Linked DNA regions of Mus musculus: all the other regions are linked to region 3. A link is a loop called in an ENCODE intact Hi-C map of the cell type or tissue named here. Cell type or tissue: heart. All regions are shown on one strand. Each heading gives the region's core, and the rest is flanking DNA. Links, peaks and the distances in the headings are about the cores only.

The links. Hi-C counts contacts between places; a loop is a spot of excess contacts. Peaks named below come from ENCODE experiments on the same cell type or tissue, not always from the same donor. Only the 100,000 strongest peaks of a DNase experiment are listed, where the experiment ranks them.
Region 1: it touches region 3 in a loop (4-fold over the local background); 16 of 42 quality-filtered maps call a loop at or near these places.
Region 2: it touches region 3 in a loop (5-fold over the local background); 9 of 42 quality-filtered maps call a loop at or near these places.

The regions. Positions count from the first base shown.
Region 1 is chr17:88,021,435-88,029,153 of GRCm38, forward strand. All of the region lies in intron 1 of Fbxo11 (F-box protein 11), which reads right to left. Among named protein-coding and RNA genes, the nearest start is that of Fbxo11, 41 kb to the right of the region's middle. In heart, for the core only: a CTCF peak has its summit at 3,944 (motif pointing right); no DNase peak of the experiment used is centred there.
Region 2 is chr17:88,283,827-88,291,545 of GRCm38, forward strand. All of the region lies in intron 3 of Gm31615 (a long non-coding RNA gene), which reads right to left. Among named protein-coding and RNA genes, the nearest start is that of 1700116H05Rik, 20 kb to the right of the region's middle. In heart, for the core only: CTCF peaks have their summits at 3,801 and 4,014; no DNase peak of the experiment used is centred there.
Region 3 is chr17:88,507,623-88,515,341 of GRCm38, forward strand. No RefSeq gene overlaps it. Among named protein-coding and RNA genes, the nearest start is that of Ppp1r21, 19 kb to the right of the region's middle. In heart, for the core only: a CTCF peak has its summit at 3,858 (motif pointing left); DNase peaks (open chromatin) are centred at 3,549 and 3,819; H3K4me3 peaks cover 313 bases; H3K27ac peaks cover 362 bases.

The DNA of each region.
Region 1 (7,719 bases), core at 1,825-6,824, 490 kb before region 3:
TTACAGAATATAGTTTATGGAAATTTACAGTAGTTATCCCCTCCACACACATAAAGAGCATCTATCCAAATTACTTACTAGAGACATAAATCAGACTGGAAATCGTCATATCTGTGCCGGTAACAACCGTGTGTTTAGAAAGAGCTCCAAGTATCAGAGTGCAAAGAACCCACCACTTGGCAACTGTTTCTAACACAGTTGGGAACCACCTCAGCCTTTTCCAAAGTAAAAGTACTCACGAATAAACTGAAATTAAGACAACATTTATTTTAAACTTTATTTTTTTTTAACCTAAAGCAGAGGCATTTAAGATAGAGAATCCAAAGGTAAGTATTGTAATCTGCTTTTGAAAAGCAGGTTTGCCCTGCCATACAATATGCAGTCAGACCATTCTCGCTATATTTATGTTACAAAATTTCAAAACCTCACCATTCAGTAAGTACAGTGCTACATAGTACCCTGCAATGATGTATTATATATATATATACAGTGCTACATAGTACCCTGCAATGATGTATTTTATATATATATATACAGTGCTACAAAGTACCCTGCAATGATGTATTTTATATATATACAGTGCTACAAAGTACCCTGCAATGATGTATTTTATATATATATGAATGATTATTAAGCATAGGTAAGGGTGTGTGCTTGGCGTGGGGTCAGAAAAGGTGGTGGGTGCTCTAAGGCTGGAGGTGCAGGTGGTTACGGGGGTGGGGGGAGGATGTGGATGTGAGGAACAGAACTCAGATCCTCTGCACAAGCAGCAATGACTGCTGAGCCATCTGCTGGCTCCCATTTTATTCTTACAACCATTCAATATTTAACTGAGGCTGGAGACAGCTCAGCAGTTAAAGAGTACTTGTTCACACAGTGGACCCAAATCCAATTCCTAGCACCCACACAGCAGCTCACACGCATCTATAACCCCAATTCCTCCCTTTGGCCTCCTCAGGGACCAGATACACAACTGATGTCATCACCTAAACTGCATACATGAGAAAAGATAACTGCTAATGCCCCTGCGTCCTATCTGCTCTCTTTCTTCCAATAAAGTAGCTGTCTTAGATGGTACCAGCTCTGCTTAGCTGTCTATAGTTAACTATAACACAGTACAATTCTAGTAATGTTTCTAAAGAAAACCGAACCAAACCAAACCAAACCAAAACCCAAAAATACCAGCATCACTTAACAAGGCAGCCATGACTGTACAAATCTTCAATGGCTAAGGCAGAAGGATAAGCAGTTTGTGACCAGCTAAGGTTTTATTTGCTAAATTGCTAACTAAAGCACTATCTAAATACAAACTGTACTAAGTATTATGAACTACACTTATTGCCAGTAGTATTTTAGAGGCTTGTAGAAAAACTACAATGTAATGGGGCATAGAAGAAAATCCGTATTAACTGGAGACTCTTTAGTACAACGTAAAGGTACAAGTTCTACAAAGACTGGCCTTTGTTTAGAATCTGGTATTAGTCCTGCTCTGTTCAGAAATTTGTGTGTTTGTGTGTGTGCACACGTATGGAAGATATACGGTAATGGCCTTTATACTCTTTTTCAAATTGTTTAAAATATTTTGACAGCGTCTCTCTGACTTTGGAGCTCACTCGCTGGCCAGTAAGCTCCTGGGGCCTCTGTCTCTGCCTCTCCAATACTGGGATTACAGACCCATGCTGCTGGGCCTGTATTCTATGGTTACTGAAGATCTGAACTAGCTCTTCATGCTTACACAGTGAAGTATTTTACCAACTAACTGAGGCATCTCCTGACCTTAGTTTCTCAATCCTTTTGTTTGTTTGTTTGGTTTTGGTTTTTTTGAGACAGGGTTTCTCTGTGTAGCTCTGGTTGTCCTGGAACTCACTCTGTAAACCAGGCTGGCCTGGGACTCAGAAATCCGCCTGCCTCTGCCTCCCGAGCGCTGGGATTAAAGGCGTGTGCCACCACTGCCCAGCTCAGTTTCTCATTCTTGAACTTCATTTTCCCTTTGTCTACAAAATGGAAATAACTAAGTAGGCCACAAGTTGGCTCAGTAGGTGACAGTGCTTATAGGATGACAATCTGAATTCTTTTAATGCCCAGAGTCCATGGTAGAACAACTATGGAAAGATGTCCTGACCTCTTATACACACACTCACACACACATTTTAAAAATGGAAATGTGTCAGGGCTGGAGAGATGGCTCAGAAGTTAAGAGTGCTGGCTACTCTTCCAGAGGTCCTGACTTCAATTCCCAGCATCCACATAGTGGTTCATAACCATCTATAAGGAGATTCAGTGCCTTCTTCTAGTATGAAGGCATACATGCAAGCAGAAATCTGTACACAAATAAATCTTTAAAAAATTTTTGAAATGTGTCATGGTTAGATATCTTAGTAATTATTATCTAGCTGATAATAGTGCCTGGTAAAAACAACATCTCAATACTAGCTATTTACCTAACTGAGGTGGGACACTGAGTTCGAGGCCAGCCTGATCGGAAACAAACAAACAAAACAAAACAAAGCAAGCAAGCAAGCAAACAAACAAACAAAAAAACCCTACCACGTGGAGGCAAGTCTTTCAATTAAGACAACAAATTTCCAAGTCTATATGCCTAATAGTACATGCAAATTTTCAAAGACTACAAAATAAGGGCACAGCAGTTAACTGTAGGTACTGTCCCTGCAGAGGACCTGAGTCATTACTCACAACCACCTGTATCTCTAGCTATACAAGGATCAGGTGCCTCTAGTCTCTGGGGGCACCTATATTCATGTATAGACATGGAGACATTTGTTGAGACTTATACCTGGAAATTACTAAACAAAATAATATACAAATTGCTACACTAGACAAAGTACAAGATAGATCATGTAAGACTTAAAGACTATGACTACAAAATACAATGCTGTATTTGTATTGGAAATAATTTATATAAAAAGAAGCTATACATAGGCATATGTATATGCACATGTGTATATCACAGAAGAGATGCAAGGGTGATTAGAAGTTAAAGCTAGTATAAGCTACAGAGTTGGAGTTGAGATGTAGCCTGAGGGAAATGAAAACCCTGTTTAAGAGCTCTGGAGAGGGGCTGGAGAGATGGCTCAATGGTTAAGAGCAATGACTGCTCTTCAGAGGTCCTGAGTTCAATTCCCAGCAACCACGTGGTGGCTCACAACCAGAGTGGGATCCGATGCCCTCTTCATGTGTCTGAAGACAGCTACAGTGTAGGCATAAACATGAAGTAAGCAAATAATTTATTTTTTTAAAAAAAGCAAGCTCTGGAGAGATGACTCAGCTAAGTTAAGAACACTTGTTGGCCCTACAGACTACTCGGGTTCAATTCTCAGAAGCTACATGATGGTCGACAGCCATCTGTAACTCAAGTTCCAGTGCACTTCGTCTCTTCTCTTTGGGCGTTAACCAAGCACATGGTGCACATACATTCATTTACACAACACACACATAAAAATAATCATAATTAAATCAGTTTTAAAAATTAAACAAACAACAACAAAACAACAACCCTGTTTTGGGGCTGAGGGAAAGGTGCTAAATACATGCAGTTTAGAATTATGGGGGGAGTGTTTATTTGAATGGACAGCAGTGGAACTATATAGGTAAGAAACAAGCCTATGTAAGATAAAAAAATAGGTGTTCAAAGACAAGAATAGGCATAAAACATGACTGGAGGTGTGGGGACGAGTGGGCCTTTCCCTCAGGAGCCGTTTTCATGGAGACTCTGTAAGCGAAGTCTTTAGAAACTTACAGGCACTGGGCGAATATTCAAAACCAGCAGAAGTACAAAAGTATTTGTATGCAAGTCTATAGTCTCTGTCAGATGCAGAGATCAAGGCAGATAAATTCAATTTTGTGCTTATATGGGCAAAAATATTAAACGTATTTTAATCTCCTTACAAGTTTTATCAATGTAAATGGAACATCACATTACAGAACAGCAGATGGCGCCAAAATGTCACTTAAAATGCTTCTCTTGGGTTACTATAAATGAATACAATTAATTGAAACTGAAGGTGGGACCCAGGACCCATCATAGTAAAATGGAAGAATATAAGTCAGAATAATAAGGTATTAAGCTTTTATGTGGCACGTTATTTTAAGAGAGGCCACATGAGACAGTCTGCCTGACTCTCGAGTGCTGGGATTCTCTTTTTCTTGCTGTCCTGTCAATTTTTCTGTCTGTCCACCAACAGTACAGAATCTCTTTTTTTAATAAATCGACAAAACAAAACATCTATATCTATTTTTAAAGTAAACAGACACTTAATGGAAGACTTTGTGTTGTCGCCCCCCCCCCCAACAATAAAGTATATAGGGTTTTAAACTATGTTAGGTTGCACAGAAAAGTCAATATTGTTTCTGTCTCTTGGTGTTATAGGATTTCTGAGCACTTAATTCCAAATAATTACAATATTTACAATATTCTCTGGGTAGGCAAGAGGCTTAGTGCTAAAGGCACTTGCTGGGCAAGGCTGGCAGACACACATCTCCTCAGTTTGATCCCGATTTTACGCACACGTGCACACAAACCCACACACTAGCCCCCTCCACACACACATACCGACACACACTTAAAAACTTCTACCACTGTTCCAATTGGTTAGCTCTTGCCAGAAGTCACATAACCAGGATATTAAAAATTGACTATTTCACACTGATGGCTAGCAAATGTAAATGTCAATTATGAATATAAGATTTTAATCCCTATCTTAATTAAAAATTTTACCCTGGAATCTGACCAACATTAATCAAAAATTTAGCCTTGGGGTCAGCAAGACAATGTCAGTGGATAAAACACGGCACAAGCCTAGAGACCTCTTGCTCCCTGGAATCCAATAAAGGTGGCAGGAGAGAGCCAGCTTCAGAAAGTTGTTCTCTGGCCTCCATGGTACCACAGCACCACAAACACTTCAGAGAAAGATAAAAAGATACGACAAACCATAATCACATAGTCATTTTGCTCCACTGGAAAAATGAGGGGTTCCCCACCCCATTTTTAAGGCTGAGACTTATGGTCTCAAACTCAGCTGCACACCGAGTGGCCTGCAGACCATAAAAACATCTGATCAGCCACTGCAGCTGATCTCACACACCTACTACCATGGCGGAACAGGTAAGCCCAAGCCAATCTCAGGCAGCATTTCGTCTTATGGAGGGGAGAACGTGGAGGTTGTGAGATGGCAGATGGAACCCAGGTGAGCACTGTACTGTGCCGTATTGTAGGGAGGAAAACCAGACTGCCATGCTGACACACTGCAGCTGTGGAAAGTCAGAAACAACACTGGCTCGATGAGGCTTTTTATGTTTAAATGCTGGATCAGATTTAATTTACACCCGAAAGTATTTTGAATTTTGAAAAAGCTCCACAGCTTAAGACAGAAAACCAGGAGTAACACAGACCCATGGAAAACCAGGAGTAACACAGACCCATGGTATTAATGAAATCAGGCAACTTGGAGAGATGTGGAGAGCTGAGAGGAAGAGTGAGAATAACAACGCAAATTCAAGTCTCAAAACATGCACAATGTATACTTCTGTCTTTGGATCCTCCCTTAACAGCAATTATCACAGTCCCAGGCCTACTACTACTAATCAGCAACCAGGACAATCTTGTTCAGAAGACTTAACATTAACGTTAGTTCTGAATATAAGATGTTTTGCTGCATTAGAGTCTGTGTCAATGTAGGAAATAAAATCTAAACTGTCAAACTATAGAGCAGACAACAATGACCAGGCCAGCAGAGGCACGCCTGTAACCCCAAGAACGTCCCTAGTCAGAGAGTGAGGCAGAAGACCAAGGTTTCAAGGCAAGCCTGGGCTACAACACAGGGAAAGCCTCATCATAAAAACAAAACAAAATAAAAACTTTCCTCAATAAGCTAATTATTAAATAAGAATTCTACAGGCAGTGGAGGCGCAATGCCTTTAATCTCAGCACCTGGGAGGCAGAGGCAGGCGAATTTCTGAGTTCAAGGCCAGCCTGGTCTACAGAGTGAGTTCCAGGACAGCCAGGGCTATACAGAGAAACCCTGTCTCGAAAAAACAAAAAAATCAAAAAACAAACAAACAAACAAAAAACTACTTAAGCCTCTTTTTGGGGGGTAGGGTAGGGGGAGTGTCCTGAAATAATCAGTCACTAATTTTATAGAATATGTTCTAATTTAAGGTTGGCAGATAACACAGCAAATAAAAATATATTTTAATTTCTAGTTAAATAGCTCATTTAATGGGTCTGAAACAACTCAGTTATAGAAACCTTCAGTGCACTCTATATACTCTGATAATGAAGGCATTAATTTAGTAGGATGCCCTAAATATGATTTAGGCTTCTAATATAGGAACTGTCTCAGTCAGGGTTTCTATTCCTGCACAAACATCATGACCAAGAAGCAAGTTGGGGAGGAAAGGGTTTATTCAGCTTACACTTCCATACTGCTGTTCATTACCAAAGGAAGTCAGGACTGGAACTCAAGCAGGTCAGGAAGCAGGAGCTGATGCAGAGGCCGTGGAGGGATGTTCTTTACTGGTTTGCTTCCTCTGGCTTGCTCAGCTTGCTTTCTTATAGAACCCAGGACTGCCGGGCATAGTGGCGCACACCTTTAATCCCAGCACTCGGGAGGCAGAGGCAGGAAGATTTGAGTTCGAGGCCAGCCTGGTCTACAGAGTGAATTCCAGGACAGCCAGGGCTACACAGAGAAACCCTGTCTTGGGGGAAAAAAACAAAAAACAAAAAACAAACCCAAAACAACAACAACAACAACCTAACTGGGGTTATAGTACAAAATTGTTCAAGTATAGATTAATTTTTTAAGAAATACAGCATCTGGGCTGGCGAGATGGCTCAGCAGGTAAGAGCACTGACTGCTATTCCAAAGGTCCTGAGTTCAAATTCCAGCAACCACATGGTGGCTCACAACCATTCATAATGAAATCTGATGCCCTCTTCTGGTGTCTGAAGACAGCTATAGTGTACTTATGTATAATAATAAATAAATCTTAAAAAAAAAAGAAATACAGCATCCTTCACACAAAGATAAATCTAAAACAAGATTTACAGTTTTGTTTGCTATTATTAAACAAATAATTAACAAAAATAGTCTATTTGCTGGAATCTTAAGCTTACCTCAGTTAAAAAGTTATCAATTTGGTCATGTTTACAAAAGCATGTGAATAAAACTTCACTGATATTCAGTTTGTAATACCAAGTTAATTATAATAAATAGAATCCATCCTAAAAAGTATTTCTATTCATTAAATAAGTTAGCTGTGTGCTAGGTATGGTGGCAAATGCTTAAAATCCCAGCACTTGAGGCCCAGGCAGGCAGGCAGGCAGGCAAATCACTATGAGTTTGAGGCCAACCTATTATCCACCAGGCCATGATATTGAGACCCTTTTTCAAAAACAAAATCAAAGCACAAAAAAATTAATGTGTTGTTTATAAACAATAGTGGCTTCTGTCAAGATTGAGTATAAATCCATAAAAGTTAGGTAAATAGCTAGTTTATTCAGTAGGTCAATGGCAGATATATACATTAGGGATTTTAACACAAAAGAATGGAGAAACCAGAACACACTTTCTGCCTGTTTTTGCAAAATGTTTTTGTTGTTGTTTTGTTTTGTTTTTCTGTGTAGCCCTGATTGTCCTGGAACTCACTCTGTAGACCAGGCTGGCCTCGAACTCAGAAATCTGCCTGCCTCTGCCTCCCAAG
Region 2 (7,719 bases), core at 1,825-6,824, 220 kb before region 3:
TAATTCTGATTGGTGAATAAAGATGCCAATAGACAATAATTGGGCAGAAGAGACATAGGTGGGGTTGATGTTTCTCTGGCTTGTGGGAGAGAAGACCACAAGGAAGTGGGGGGGGGGGGAGAAGGGAGCCATCATGGAAGAAGTGCAGGAGGGAGAAGAGTGGTATAAGAGCAGCCCAGATGGAACACAGTAAATAATAAGTGATAACTGGGGGTTATCAAAAGTAAGATTCTAAGAGCATGGAGGGTAAGCAGCTGCCCAGCTATTGTGCTGCCTAAGACATATTTAAAAATATAAAGACTGTGTGTGTGTGTGTTTCACCTGAGAACATAAATGACCTAAGGTGCGAAAAAGCTCCATGCCAGGGTTTGTAATATACTTTACTATAAAACTAGACTTTGGAAACAAGTCTCTGGCCCAAGAGTGTGTCCTAAATTACTTACATTCCAGTGGTGTATCTATCTGAAGCCAGGTCTGAGTATAGGGTAAACCATGGGTTGACGGAACTCAGTTGTGCAGAGCTTCCCATTACATCACCATTTCTGGCTTAGCCTTAGCTTCTATTAAGAGTAAAGATGAATTTTTAGGAAACTTTGTTCAGGCTGAAGTCTAGGAGGGAGTAGTTGGGAGGGATACTGATGCCAGAAGTGGGATACAGTGCTTAGAAGTGATAGAATAAAGAAAGCTAGAATCAGAGGTGATCCTAGCTGTCCACTGAGATCTCCTGGAGGTATGTCTCCTCTCCCGTCATGCAGGGAAGACCTGAGATATAACTCTATGTGTATTTCATGGTAAGGTGAGGAAGTGAAAGAGCCTCATTTCCTCATTTCCTGTCATGGAGGGCATCAGAAGTCCCCACATAACATGGGGAAGCTAGACTCTAGGGTGAGGGCTGAGCTGGCTCTTCCACGGGGGCATGAAGGAGGGGTAGACTGATACTGGTTTAACTCGGTGGAGCATATACCCTAAGAGTACCTGGTATGGTCTGTCTGTGTGTCTTACTCCTCACTCACATGGTATGATCCTGACCCTGAAGTAGTTGGGGGAGAGGACCTTATTGGAGGTGACTGGAGGTAGAATCCTCCCACAGGCGGTCAGTGTGGCATGTAGAACCGAAGGATCTCTTCTGCTACTTGGATAACACAGTTAAAAAGTCCCCACCTATGAACCAGAATTAGTTCTTTACCAGACATCGAGCCTGTGGACTTCCTAACATCCAGAGTAGTGAGAAGTAAATTTTTGTTGTTTATGAACCGTCCTATGTGCAGTATTTTGTTATAGCAATCTGAAAGGACAAAGATCCTGCCAGCTCCTAATCAGGAGCCTTACTGAGTCAAGACAAGGAAGCACAAGGCCACCAACCAGATCGCTACCACCAGACTAGATGGGCACAGATTCCCTAGCCAGGTCCTTCCCAAGGCCAGGCCCTCCTTACCTGCATAACAGACACCTCTTAAGAGATGTAAGAACTGAAAGAAAGAATCTACAGTCCTGAGCAATTGACCAAGGATGATAAGCTGCCCAGGGGAGACCCAGTCCTTACTTAACTGGCCTTCACGCTTGTTCAGGAAGACCCCGTGACAACGGTAGAGAAGAGTGACACATTGGCTGTGGTATTTTGTTTCTTCCTTTTTTTCATTTTGTATTTCTGAGGTTTAAAAATAAAACTTTATTTGCCATTTGTCAGCTTCCCATAATGTTGTTGTTCATTTTCTTATAGTTCTCTTCTTCCCTCATCTACTGTTTGACAATACAAGCTGCCAGATTCTGAAAGACAAGAGGTTTCCTTTTCCTAACTGGAAGTAGTTTTACCACAGTCTTCTGACTCTATTCCTCCTTCATACATACTTCACTGTTTTATAACCTCCAAACCATTACATTTTCCTCAAATTCTTCCTTGCCCTTATAAAATGTCCTTTGCCGTGGTGGCGCACGCCTTTAATCCCAGCACTTGGGATGCAGAGGCAGGCGGATTTCTGAGTTCGAGGCCAGCCTGGTCTACAGAGTGAGTTCCAGGACAGCCAGAGCTACTCAGAGAAACACTGTCTCGAAAAACCAAAATAAATAAAAAATAGATAGATAGATAGATAGATAGATAGATAGATAGATAGATAGATAGATAGATAGATAAAATGTTCTTTTCCAGTCATATTTAATGTGTGCAAGCTTGAAGTCTATACGACCAGATCATACCTTATGTAATGTGTGCAAGCTTGAAGTCTATACGACCAGATCATAGTTTATGTAGTGTGTGCAAGCTTGAAGTCTATACGACCAGATCATACCTTGGGTGCTCCTGCTCCCTTGTGCATTGGAGCCCGATGGCTACCTTGACTAAGTAGGCATCAGGTGGTTTAAAACGACAGGGCTGGAGGCTGGAGTATGAAGCTGTTGACAGAGACCTGTTCCTCTGAAGGTCATTGTGGGGGCATTCTTCTGTCTCCAGTGGGTCATGTGCTCACTGGACTCCTGCTGGCCTTGGGTTTATGCATACTTCTCTAATAACACAGTCATCTTCTATTTCAGTGTCTGCTTTTGTAGCCAAATGTCAGCATTTTATAAACACATGGGTCATATTGAGTTAGGATTCATCCCAATGACCTCATTTTGACTTGATTATCACTGTAAAGACCCTATATTCGAGAAAAAACACATTCTGAGGTATTGAGGTCTGATGTTTTGTCTGAGATTGTTTTATTGACCAAGACTCACTATCTATCTCAGGCTTACCTTGAACCCAAGATCTGTCTACTTCAGCCTTCTCGTTCTAAGTCTACAGGTATGCGCCATTGTGCCTCATGTGTCCAATTTAAACACATTTAATAGTTTGATTCTTCCTTTATTTTATTTTTGAGACACACTCGCATATAACCCAGAGTAGATGTGAGCTAGCTACGTATTAGAAGATGACTTTGAACTACTGAGCCTCTTGCCTCTACCTCTCAACTGCTGGGACCCAGGTGTATATCACCAAGCTGGGTTTATGTGGCTCTGAGGATCAAATCCAGGCCTTTGTCCACGTTAGTCAAGCATTTTATCTACCGAGTCACATGCCCTGTTAGTTTCTTGCATTTTTTTTGTCTCCTACACATCTATTTTTGTCTCATCACACTTCAGTGTTTGTTTTCTAAGGTATCAAAACTTGAGAGGTTGGATAGATGGCTCAGCATCTATCCAAGAACACATACTGGTCACCAAGGAACCAGATTCGCTCCTAGCACCCATATTGGGTGACTCACAACTGTAGCTCTTGCTCCAAGGAACCCAAATTCTCCAGCTTCCCTGGGCACCAAGCATGTGTGTGGTACACAAACATATGCAGGCAAAACACCCAGAGTCATAAAATAAGGCAAGAATTCTCAAAGGTTGGGATCCAGGTTATCTTTCCACCCGTATCAAATGACTATGTTTCCAGCATGGCTCAATAACCTTCCTGCACAGTCTGCAACCACACTGGCTTGGTTTTTTTAAATTTTTACTATGAATTGTGTTTTATTTATGGTTTGCACACTGTCTCCTACATGTTTTCTATCTTATGCTATTTTGAGATCTTTATTCCAAATTTAATTTTGATTCATTTGAAGAAGTTCTCAACCAATCTTTTTTTTTTTTTTTTTTTTTTTGGAAAGCACATGTTTCTAAATAATTTCTGTTTGTCCTATTCCATTGTGTATCTGTCTTTTGCTTTTTATATAAATATGATGATGACTTGGCTCAGATCAAAGGCTTTATCTGTCAACTCTGTCAGCGTTGTTTAACTAGTCTTGAGACTACTATTCACAAATGAGAAATATGACCCCAGCCTTACTATCTTTTCATTTGACAACTCCATCTATCTGAAAGCTTCCAAAGTTTCCTGTCTAGTCTTTGGGTTTAGGAATTTTCCTGGGATTTGGTCAGGTTTGTGTCTTTCTTCTGAATTCTACCTGGCACTTCACAAGCCTTTCCCATTCTTTTTTTTTTAAGTTCAGGAATATTCTGTTTCTCTCCTTTCTGTTTCTTTCCTTTCTAGTGATGGTTAGTCCCATGTCAATGTGACACAAGCTAGAGTTATCTGAAAGGAGGGATCCTCAATAGAGAAAAATGTCCTCATAAGATCCACCTGGAGGAAACTTTCTTAATTAATGGATGAAGGGGGAAGGATCAGCCTGCTGTGGGTGGTGTGATGCTGAAGTCCTGCTTGGCTATGTGGAAAGGGATGGTGTAACATGGTTTCTTGCCCCTGGAAAGTAGCCAGCAGGGCATGGGCCTCCACTGATGTTGATGGTTGCTGGGTGTAAGACTTGTTTGTATAAATCTCAGCACTTGGGAGGCAGAAGCAGGCAGATTTCTGAGTTCGAGGCCAGCCTGGTCTAGAAAGTGAATTTCAGGACAGCCAGAGCTATACAGAGAAACCCTGTCTCAGGGAAAACAAACAAACAAACTTGTTTGTATAAAAAAATATATTTTTGACTTCATGCTCCTCATTCAGGAAATATTCTCCCTGGCAAGGTTATTGACTCCATGATAATCAGAAACAGTACAAGTCAAGTGCAGAAGGCAAGGGTGTATCTATGTCCTTAAAAAAAATGGAAAATGCTGTGACCTTAAGGCTGTGGGAAACAATTCTGAAAACATGAGTTCAAAAATATACAATTTCTCATCTATGCAAAATATAAGGATGCATTATAAATTATATGAAGGGCTTCATGGACCTAGAAGAACAGAGGCAGATGAACTATGACCCAGCTTGTCAGAAAAATACAAAGTCAGGCAGATTTCTGAGTTCAAGTTCAGCCTGGCACAGAGTGAGATTAGGCTCAGGCGTGGTAGGAATGGCATTCTCAGAGTGAGATCCCACCTAGCTAGCTTATTGTCTGTACTTACAAAGGCAAGCAGATCTCTGAATTCATGTGCAGTGCTAAGGCTTGTTAATTCTTTCTAATAATCAGGGGGCTAGGGTCAGGGGATGCTGAGTCATGGGGGCTAGGGTCAGAGGATGCTGAGTCATGGGATAATCAAAAGGGACCTGGGGTAATGACTGAATTTGTAAATAAGAGACTCGACTTTTGATCTGCAAAAGATGAGCCATCCAGAGAGTTTTTAGAATTTCAAGAGCGCTGTCTTCAGAAAGAGCTTTCTGGAAAGCTGTCTCAAGCTGAACACACACACACACACACACACACACACAGACACACACACAGAGCAATCTGGAAAGCTGTTGAGCAGAACATAGACCATCAGTTTGTACCCCACAATTAACTTCAAGTAGTTCTTTTTGACTCTTTCAAACACCTCTTCTCTTGGGAACCCCTCTTCAAACAGATGCTGGCCCTTGGCAGTACCAGACCTGGGCTGATAGTCCTAGATTCTACAAGGAAGCAGACTGAGCAACCCATAAGGAGCAAGCTAGAAAGCAGCCCTCCTCCATGGCTTTTATATTAGCTTCTGCCTCCAGGTTTCTGCCCTGCCTGAGTTCCTGTTCTAGCCTTTGGTGATGTACTACAATGTAGAAATGTAAATCCAATAATCCCTGTCCTTCCCAACTTGCTTTTTGGTCATGGTATTTTGTCACAGTAATAGAAGCCCCAAATAACTAACTTACTGAGATATTTCCTTTCTTTCTATTGGTCTCTTATAGTACAGGTTGGCCTCAAATTTAACCTGTAGTGGAAGATAGACATTAAACTTCTCATCTTTCATCTTCTCAGTGCTGAGACAATATTTCTGAGCTATTTTTGTTACCACAATATATATAAATACATATGTAAATATATATTTATATGTAATATATATTTATATTCATATATGTATGTGTGTGTGTTTCAATTCTTGCTTAAGGTATTGTACCTATGTAATTCATAAAAATACAATGTTAAATTCTAGTCCCTTAAGAAACTGCTATTATATACTGTTCAGGTGTTCAGGATAATAAAGAAATGCAAGTCACTCAATCAAACTTGTGGTCATGTTAGATGCTAGTTTAGTTAGTTATAGAAATATGTATCCTAGTTGAACAGATAGTAGGTAGCTATAAAAAAGCAACATTTACTTATTTGAATATACTTTAGATAGATGGTCTTCAAACACCTCAGAGATCTACAAAATACGGCACTTAAAGCTCTTTTATTAACATAAGGCTTTTCACGACAGTGAGACATGTCTGCTCCTTGGCCACACCCCAATACTACTTCAAAGAAGATGATCAGCATCGAAAAACCTCCTTATGGAGTCTGCTTCTTTGTGGCAAGCTGCCATTGGGCTAGAAACTGCCCTTGCCTCAACTGCAGACAGCATGCTGTCCAAACTGGACAGATGTGATTCAGGGAAGTCAACTGCCGAACTTTGCTGAGAAAAGATAAGCAGTCCTTCATATTTCTGCTTTGCAGAAAAGTCTGTCAGATATTCTGGACCAGAAGGCCAAAGACGGATGCTCCAAAAACACAGAGAAGCCTTGGGTGACTGTCTAGGTAGCCAGCAACTTTGGTCATCGCTATAGTTTTGGAAGCCACATCCCTGTACTTCCTGCATACTCAAGGTAATATTTATTTCTTCTCAGGTCTCTGATGAGGTTGAAGACTAGATAGTTATAGTCTTACAATCAAGCTTAAATTGTTTTTGATTTGAGAAAAATTTTAAAGTCTACGAAGTTATTTTTAGGTTTTTAAACACAAGTTTGGATAGAAAATGATTTAAGTATAGAGTTATAAATCCACCAAGATAGGATAGATAATAGAGTACTTTTTCCAAGGTTAACGAACACAAATGGACTGGACATTGTGAATATAATTTCACTTGATAAGTTTTCATAATTATTATTATACGTAGCTTATTAATATAAGACAAAGAGCTGTGGACTAAAAGGGGAAAATGTTGGGGGTATGTGCACTGTGTATTCAGATGCTGACTTCTACGCCTAGACATCTGGTTACAGTCTGGACGATGGCCTGGTCAAGCATCTCCAGTCTCTATGTGATGTAAGAATTGTTTCCCATCACCTCTGATTGATTAATAAAGAGCTGATCAGTCAAATAGCTGGGCAGAAGAGAATAGGGCAGGACTTCCAATCCAAGTCAGAGGATCTGAGAGAGTGGAGAAGGACCATGAGGAAGAGAAGAGAGTGGAGAGACCTTGCGGAAGGGCCAGTATTCTCCAGGAACAGACTCCAAGGAAGCAACCAGCATATTGTCAGTAGCTTGTTAATAGAAACACTGGCTTTCTGTGTCATTTATTTAGGAACTAAAATAAGTTAGAAACGGCACAGAAACTCCCTGCAGCTATTTGGGAGCAAAGGGGGTGTGGAATCAAATTTTGGGCTTTGTGCGAGTTGGTTAAGCACTCTACTACTGAGCTACACTCCTAGCTCCAGAGTTGTTTTTTTCATTCAAGTTGGTGAGAGGACAGTTGTCTTCTGAGTTTGTGAAATTTTGTTGTATATGTGTGCTGGCTCATCTTATATCAACTTCACACACAAGCTAGAGTTATCTGAGAGATCCTTAATTTAGAAAATGCTTCCATGAGATATGGTACTTTCTTAATTAGTGATTGATGGGGGAAGGCCCAGCCCATTGTGAGTGGTACCATTCCTGGGCTGGTGGTCCTGGGTTCTATCAGAAAGCAGGCTGAGCACGCTATGAGGACAAAGTCAGTAAGCGGCAGACCTCCAGTGTTTCTGCATCAGCTCCTGCCTCCAGAATCCTGTCTTGTTTGAGTTCCTGTCCTGACTTCCACTGATGAAGA
Region 3 (7,719 bases), core at 1,804-6,803:
TGGGTCTGGGGCGGGCTTCCTGTAAGTCTTTCCCAGCGTGGTAGATGGACAAAGGCAAGAGATGGAGCCATTTGACTGCGGGCCAGCCTTTGCTTTCCTGTTTAGCAATGGAGGCATTTTGTAAATGATTTTCTTTTTTTATTTTTATTTTATTTATTTATTTACTTATTGGTTTTTCGAGACAGGGTTTCTCTATGTAGCCCTGGCTGTCCTGGAACTCACTCTGTAGACCAGGTTGGCCTCAAACTCAGAAATCTGCCTGCCTCTGCCTCCCGAGTGCTGGGATTAAAGGCGTGCACCAACACGCCCGGCTGATTTTTTTTTTTTTTTAAGAACAAATTGTGGAAGCATGCAGAAAGTGTGTTTGTAACTTTCAGTGCTATTATTGCTATTATGTTGCTCTCAGCCCAAATCTCCTTTATCATGCTCAAACGATCATTTTTTCTGTTAACCAAACCGTTTGACTTACATCTGTCGTTCTAGGAACATTGTCATCCATCACAAATACTTAACTGCAGATAGATGTTTATATTTCCATTTTTAAAGCTCATTTATTGTATATAGCTCAGTCTAAATAACCGGAACTGTAATCTCATAAAAGCTAAAAATGAAAGGGAATTTGTAAAATTTATTTTGCAAGCAAATAAGGTGTAAAAATATTATCAAAAATTTTCACAGGGATGTTGTGGGATCTCTATAAAAACAGCAACTTTTTTTTTGGCGTCTAGCTAGCATGTAATAAATGAAGTCACCACAAAGTTTATACTTCCAGAAACAGGCATGCCCTCAAAGACATCTCTCTCTCTCTCTCTCTCTCTCTCTCTCTCTCTCTCTCATGCGAGTGCGTACATGCGCTCTCGCTCAGAGTCCTATACTAACGAATCTCTGTGACCCAGGCCCAAGTCCTGAGCGCTCTCTGCAGCACACCTATCGCAGAGCCCTGTGTCTAGTTCTGTCTGTTGGTTTGTCCAATGCTGCCTTGGTACCTGCATCTCTTTGTTTCCTGTTCCACAATAGGTTACAAGCTTACAAGCACCACTTTCCACAGTGTTCTCTTCTTCCTAGAGCTTCGTACTCTCCCCAAAACTTTCCTTTAACCTTGGCGCCTCCCTGAATCGTTCTCCTCTGTACTCCACCATCAGTCTGCCAAGAAATCCAGGTGTATTCAGTCATGCCCAGAACCTGCTAGCTCCTCGGGGCCTCCTCTACCGCTCACCTCTGAGACTGTCTTATTCCCCCACTACCAGACTTCCCTGGAGCCGGGCTTCTACCCTACTGTCTCCTTTAGTCCCCGCAGGCTCTGCCCTCAGCACTGCAGCAAGTGTGACCCTGTATCAGGAGTCAGACACTGTCAGCATTAGCCGTCCTGAGCGGCTGAAGCTGGGAGCTGATCGCTCCTAGATCTCTGCTCAGACTTTACACCTTTACATACACCGGTGCCTGGTGGAATCAGCAAAGCTGCAAGCTAGTGCTTTGATTTCTCTTTTAGAGCCGCGTTTCCCAGTAGCTGGCCACTCCCACAGTTACCCCCTTTGGAACAGTTCAGAAAGCCTGCCCATGCCTTCTGCTTCTCTCTCTTCCTTGCCTGTGCCACGCCAGTCCCTCCCTTTGCTGTTCCCCAAATGTGCTGCACACCCTCTGCTCCCAATGCCCAGGGCCCCGCCCCCAGGCGCCTACACCTCTCATCTGTGAGTCACCATTCAAGAGTCACTTCTCCCTCTCCAACTCCCCTGACCTCTTCCCCTTTCTACTGCCAACAAAATTCTGACTTAGTGTAGCATGCATCACTAGAATGCCCCTCCAGGAGGTCAAGTATTTGACTGTCCTCTGTACAGCTGTGTCCCATAGCTCAACCCAGTGTCCCTCGGTAAGCCACTCATGTACCCACTGACTGGGGGACCAGATCAGTTCCCATCTCCTTTGTAATCTTGCCAAGCTCTACACTTCTCTCCACCACGGGAGCGTCTCACTCACTACCCAGCCCCGACTGTGGCTGTATATGAATTCTTCAGTACCTACCTCAGTGCCCAGTGCACATGACAGCCAGAATTTTTTTTATATTATATATTTTTTAAAGATTTATTTATTTATTATATGTAAGTACACTGTAGCTGTCTTCAGACACCCCAGAAGAGGGCGTCAGATTTCGTTATGGATGGTTGTGAGCCACCATGTGGTTGCTGGGATTTGAACTCCAGACCTTTTGGAAGAGCAGTCGGGTACTCTTACCCACTGAGCCATCTCGTCAGCCCGACAGCCAGAATTTAATTATCACAGTCCTCGTGATAGCACCGTTTGGATGGCCCGGAGTGGGCAGGGATCAGGAGATTTGGAGAATGTGGGACAAAAGATGGTGGTCTTCTGTAGTCTCAGCTTTGAACATGACAGGTATATTCTCTCTCTCTCTCTCTCTCTCTCTCTCTCTCTCTCTCTCTCTCTCTCTCTCTCCTTCCCTCCCTCTCTCTCCTCTCTTTCTGGATAGGGCTAACCTAGAACCCACCCCCTAAGTAAACAAGGCTGTCTTGGAACTCACAGAGAGCCACCTGTCTCTGCCTCCCCAGTGCTGGGATTGAAGGCGTGACTACAGAAAGCACCAGAAAGGGGAAAAAAAAAAAAGTATCCTTTGTCGTGCTCCTCCCAATCTCTCTCATCAGCTGTCATTCCTGTCTTTGCGAAGCCTTCCTCTCCCTTGCTCCCCAGGCCTGTTTTGTACACAGAGGCAGTGCCTCAGTGATGAGGGGCTTTCAGAAGGTTTCTTGTTCTCAAATACTTTCTTACATCCCAGCGCTGCGATCCTTGGGGTCTGTTTGCACAGTCTCAGGGGAGAAAATGACAGACGTGGAGGATATTTTTAATTTTCAAATGGCTTTATGGGGGTTCAGTGCTTGCCTGGCATAATGATCCCAGCACTCAGGGAGGCCGGAGTTATAAGTCACCCTTAGATTTTCTTAGAGATCCAGGCTAGCTGGGCAAATGAGTGTGTATCAAAAAAGCAAACAAGTCGTTATGTCCCTTAGAGTTTAGTGAGAGTCAGAAGTGTGGGGATGTATGACTGTAGTTAAAGCTTAGACAGAATTGCTGGGAGTCCGCAAAGCACCCTTAACCTGAACTCACAGGGTTTGGGAGAGAGCGTTGGATGTAGCTGCTTCATAGAGAAAACCGGGCAGCCGTCGGTGGAGTGGGGGTGCGGGCAAGGGGTTAGAATCCACACTGACTGAATTGTACGGATCTGGGGGACAGCGGTCAGACTGAGACAGGCCTTCAGCACCCCGTATTTCCAAGGGCTTTCTTGAACAGGTTGGAAATAGCCCAGGCAAATCGCATTGAGAAGGGTGCTTCAACTCTCACCCTCTCCTCCAGCCCCTTGTCCTAGTCTAAAAGCCTTGCTTGTGTTTCTGAAGGTGGCCCGGAACTCGCTGGGTTCCAGGAAGAAAAGGCCGAGGGGGCTGCAGCGTCTGGTCTGTGACCCCTTACTGCTTTGGGTCTGTTCATCCCAGCCACAGGTGCTCCCCGCCCCCAACGCTGCCCAGGCCGCCCAGGACAAAGGAAGGGTTGTGCCTGCATAAGAGGGCTATTTGCCTCCTTGCCCAGCCATCACGTGAGGACAAAGGGTCCACACCCTAACTCAGCTGAAAGAGTGCAAAGTGTCCCAACACGCCCTGCAAAAGGACTTACTGATTTTCCAGTTAAGAATTTGCCTAACCTGTTCTGTTCAAACAGGCTAATTGTTTCCTGAAAAAGATGAAGTCACTAGAGAGACGTGCCTAAACAATTGCTACCAGTGGTCATGGGCGTGCCTCAGATTGGTAACCAGTTTCAGGACTGTCACCTCAAGTGGCTGCAAATTTGGTGATGGCGCGCTCCCTGGTGGCAAAATGAGGTTATACCAGGCAGAAAACAGCTTGAGAAAGCCAATGGAACGGAGACCTTGAAAATAGGGAAGAGGGGCGATAGGTTTGTGGGACGTTTGTGGTTTTCTTTCTTTCTTTCTTTCTTTCTTTCTTTCTTTCTTTCTTTCTTTCTTTCTTTCTTTCTTTCTTTCTTTCTTTCTTTCTTTCTTTCTTTCCTTCCTTCCTTCCTTCCTTCCTTCCTTCTTTCTTTCTTTCTTTCTTTCTTTCTTTCTTTTTTTTTTTGGTTTTTCGAGACAGGGTTTCTCTGTATACTCCTGGCTGTCCTGGAACTCACTTTGTAGACCAGGCTGGCCTCGAACTCAGAAATCTGCCTGCCTCTGCCTCCCGAGTTCTGGGATTAAAGGCGTGTGCCACCACGCCCGGCTTGTGGTTATTTCTTAATAAATATCTGTTGGCTGGGCTGGGGCATTGAGTGGTTAGTGGGTGGACCGGTGGTTCATGCCTGCCATCCCATCCAGCTCTTGGACCATGGAGTGAGGAGTCGTCAAGGCTAATCTTGGCTTTTACAGCAAATTCTAGACCAGCCTGGGACTCAAAACCGACCAACAAAAAAATGAAATATAACCCACCAGGTGTGTGGATTTTAATAATAAAAGTGAACAATCTGCCCAAAGCCGAAGCAGAGAAGGGGTCTCTAGTCTGATCGACATTACTGCGACTGAGTCTCCTGTATTCCGAAGACTTTTTTTTTTTTTTGGCTGTGAAATTTTTAGAATAGACACTAGAGAAAAGTGAAAATAACTATTAGGCCCGTGTGTCAGAACATGGAGTTTGGCACACCCCAGTTTTTGCCACTCCCCTTACTCCCGTTTCCTTCTTCCCTGCACAAATGTAACCCATGTGAGTATTATGTTGCTTTACCTTAAGGCTGTGGGATACGTTGTTGGAATGGAGGGGCTTTTCTAGCACACTTCGCCACATCTAGTATACACTAGAGTGGTCTACTGGGGTTGCACTCTGCTCACCTTGGGATTTTCTTCAAAATGTTTCTCAATTGTTTGTGGGTCCCAGAAGTCCACACAGCACTGTGTTGCTCTGTCTCTTAGTTCTGTGCCCTGCCTCTCTCTCTCTCTCTCTCTCTCTCTCTCTCTCTCTCTCTCTCTCTCTCTCTCCTTTTCTCTTTCACCCATCCTTCCCTCCCTCAAATAACACTCCCCTACATACACTGAAACACCCAGCTAGGGTTTGCAGGCTAGCTCAGCAGGTAAAGCCACTTGCTGCCAAGCCTGCTAACCTGAGTTCCATCACCGGAGGGCCACATGGTGGGAGGAGAGAACAAACTCGGGCAAGATGTCCTCTGACCTCCACATGAGTGCCTATAGGACACACACATGCTTATCCCCACACATAGACACATAGATAAATAATTGCTATACATTTTTATAAACAAACGCGTAGTCGTTCCACACACGGTTGGATGAATTTTGACAAGTGTGCTGCAACTGATCCTCTTTCTTCCCAGGCTAAAGAACATGTCCATGACCGCACAGAGTGGCCCCTATGACACTCAGTGAACACTGTTCTTGGTTCTTTTGCTGGGTGTCTTGCCTGCTCTAAATCCCATATTAAGAAGGTCATTGCAGAATGCTGTGTGCTGCTTTTCATACTCTACATGATGCTTTGAGTTTCCCCCACACCGTGGTTCATTCTTTTCTGTGGCTACATTGTATCCTATCCATAGATATCCACTGCTTGGCAGTTAGACTGCTTCCAGGTGGAACTGCTATAAATCAAAATGCTCTGTCTTTTCATGTGTCTGTCTTTGTGTGCATGTGTGTGTGTGTTCACATGTGTTTGTGTGTGTCTATGTGTATGTGCATGCAAATCTGTGTGTACATCTTGTTTTTTTGTTTTGTTTTTCAAGACAGGGTTTCTCTGTATAGCCCTGGCTTTCCTGGAACTCACTTTGTAGACCAGGCTGGCCTTGAACTCAGAAATCTGCCTGCCTCTGCCTCCCAAGTGCTGGGATTAAAAGCGTGCGCCACCACTGCCCGGCTACATCTTGTTTTATTGTAACAAAGCATCTGAGTGCTTTTGTATCTTTTTGTGTTCTCACTTCTCTTGGTCTTCCTGCTCCTCTCAGATAACTGGTCACAGTATCTGTAACGCTGTAAGAAAACCCTATACTCTTCCTCACCTGAGACACTTCTTGTTCTTCCTCTACTGCAGATGTGTAGTAGTTTACTCCTCTACAGAACAACCTCTTTATGGTGTCCTTCTAACCCTGGGTTTCCTGTGAACTGTAGATCTGAAGCCCAGGAGAAATCCTTTGGTGACAGCACCAGAGGTGTGCTGTTGTATAGTTCTTCCCCATACCACAAGCCCTTCAGTGCTGTCTTAGCCAGTGTTCTATTGCTGTGAAGAAACAACAGCAGCTCTTCTAGAGGAAAACATTTACGTGGGGCTGGCTTCCAGTTCAGAGATTTAGTCCATTATCGTCATGGTGGGAAGCATGGTGGCGTGTGGTCAACATGGTGCTGGTGAGGTAGCTGAGAGTTCTACATCCTAGTTGGGATGTAGAAGGAAGAGAGTGAGACACTGGGCCTGGCTTGAGAATCTGAGACTTCAAAGCCCACCCCCAGTGACACAGTTCCTCTAACAAGTCACACTTACACCAACAAGACCATACCTCCCAAGAGTGCCACTCCCTGTGAGCCTAGGGGGGCTATTTTCATGCAGACCATCACACAAGGCCTAGTTGCTGTCCCTCAGTTCAGACACAGATTCATAGGCCAGGATGGTGCCCCATCCCTGCCCAACTCCCTGTCCCTAATGGACTTGTCAGCAGTGGTATTAGATGGCCTCAGCCTTCAGTCAATTATTCTGTTAAAAATTATAAAACAGTGGTCTTAAAAAAACCTACCACTTTTCCTGCTTCTGCTTTTAAAAACTTCCTTTCTCAACTTCTTGGCGTTTAGGGAAGGCACTTGCTGTCTTTAACTGCCCTTTTTTGTCCTTGGTTTGTTTTTAATGGTATATTTATTTTCCTACATGTGCCTGCATGTATATCACACACCTCATGAGTGCCTGGTGCCCACAGAGGCCAGAAGAGGGTGTCAGACTAGAATTATGGAGAGGTCTGGGCCACCATGTGAGTGGGTGCTGAGAATAGATCCTGACTTCTCTGCAAGAACAGCAAATACCCCTCCAGCCCTGGGCTTTATTTGGGTTACTTACAGGCACGGGTGAGAGCTACTTACAGCAACAGAGATGATTCAAAAATAGCTGCAGCACCAGGGCCCACACAGAGGACTGCTACATCCACTCCAGTAGTGACAAGCACCACAGGCCCCGAAAACCTGGGCGCTGTCCTGAGGCGAAAAGTTCACAGAAACTTAGTCTCCTGGAACCATGGCATCCTGTATAACAAATGCTCCAATGTCCTTGCTTTAGTTGATAAACGGATCTGTGTGCCTTCCCTTAATATTGCTTTATTACAAGTGCTCTAAGGATTGATATTTTGACATATAGCTAAGTTAGATTCTAGGCAGTCCTTGAGCCGACCCTGGGCATGGATAGCTAAGTCACTGCCCTACACAGAAATTTACCATTATCTCAGAAGAAGAAAGTTTGTGATCTAAGAAGGAACCAGAGTAGATACTTAGAACTATAGATAGCTGAGTTATACCCATACACACGTATTCACAATGGCCTAGGGGGAAGGTGGACTATACTATAGACTAGAATAGGAACTATGGCAAGGGCACGAAGCCCTTGCCCCTGGCTTTTAAGATTAAGTGGACCTTAGGTGGAGCTGTTTTTGATCCCAGTTGTTAACATTGAATTTTATCCCAGTTGGTTCCTGCCA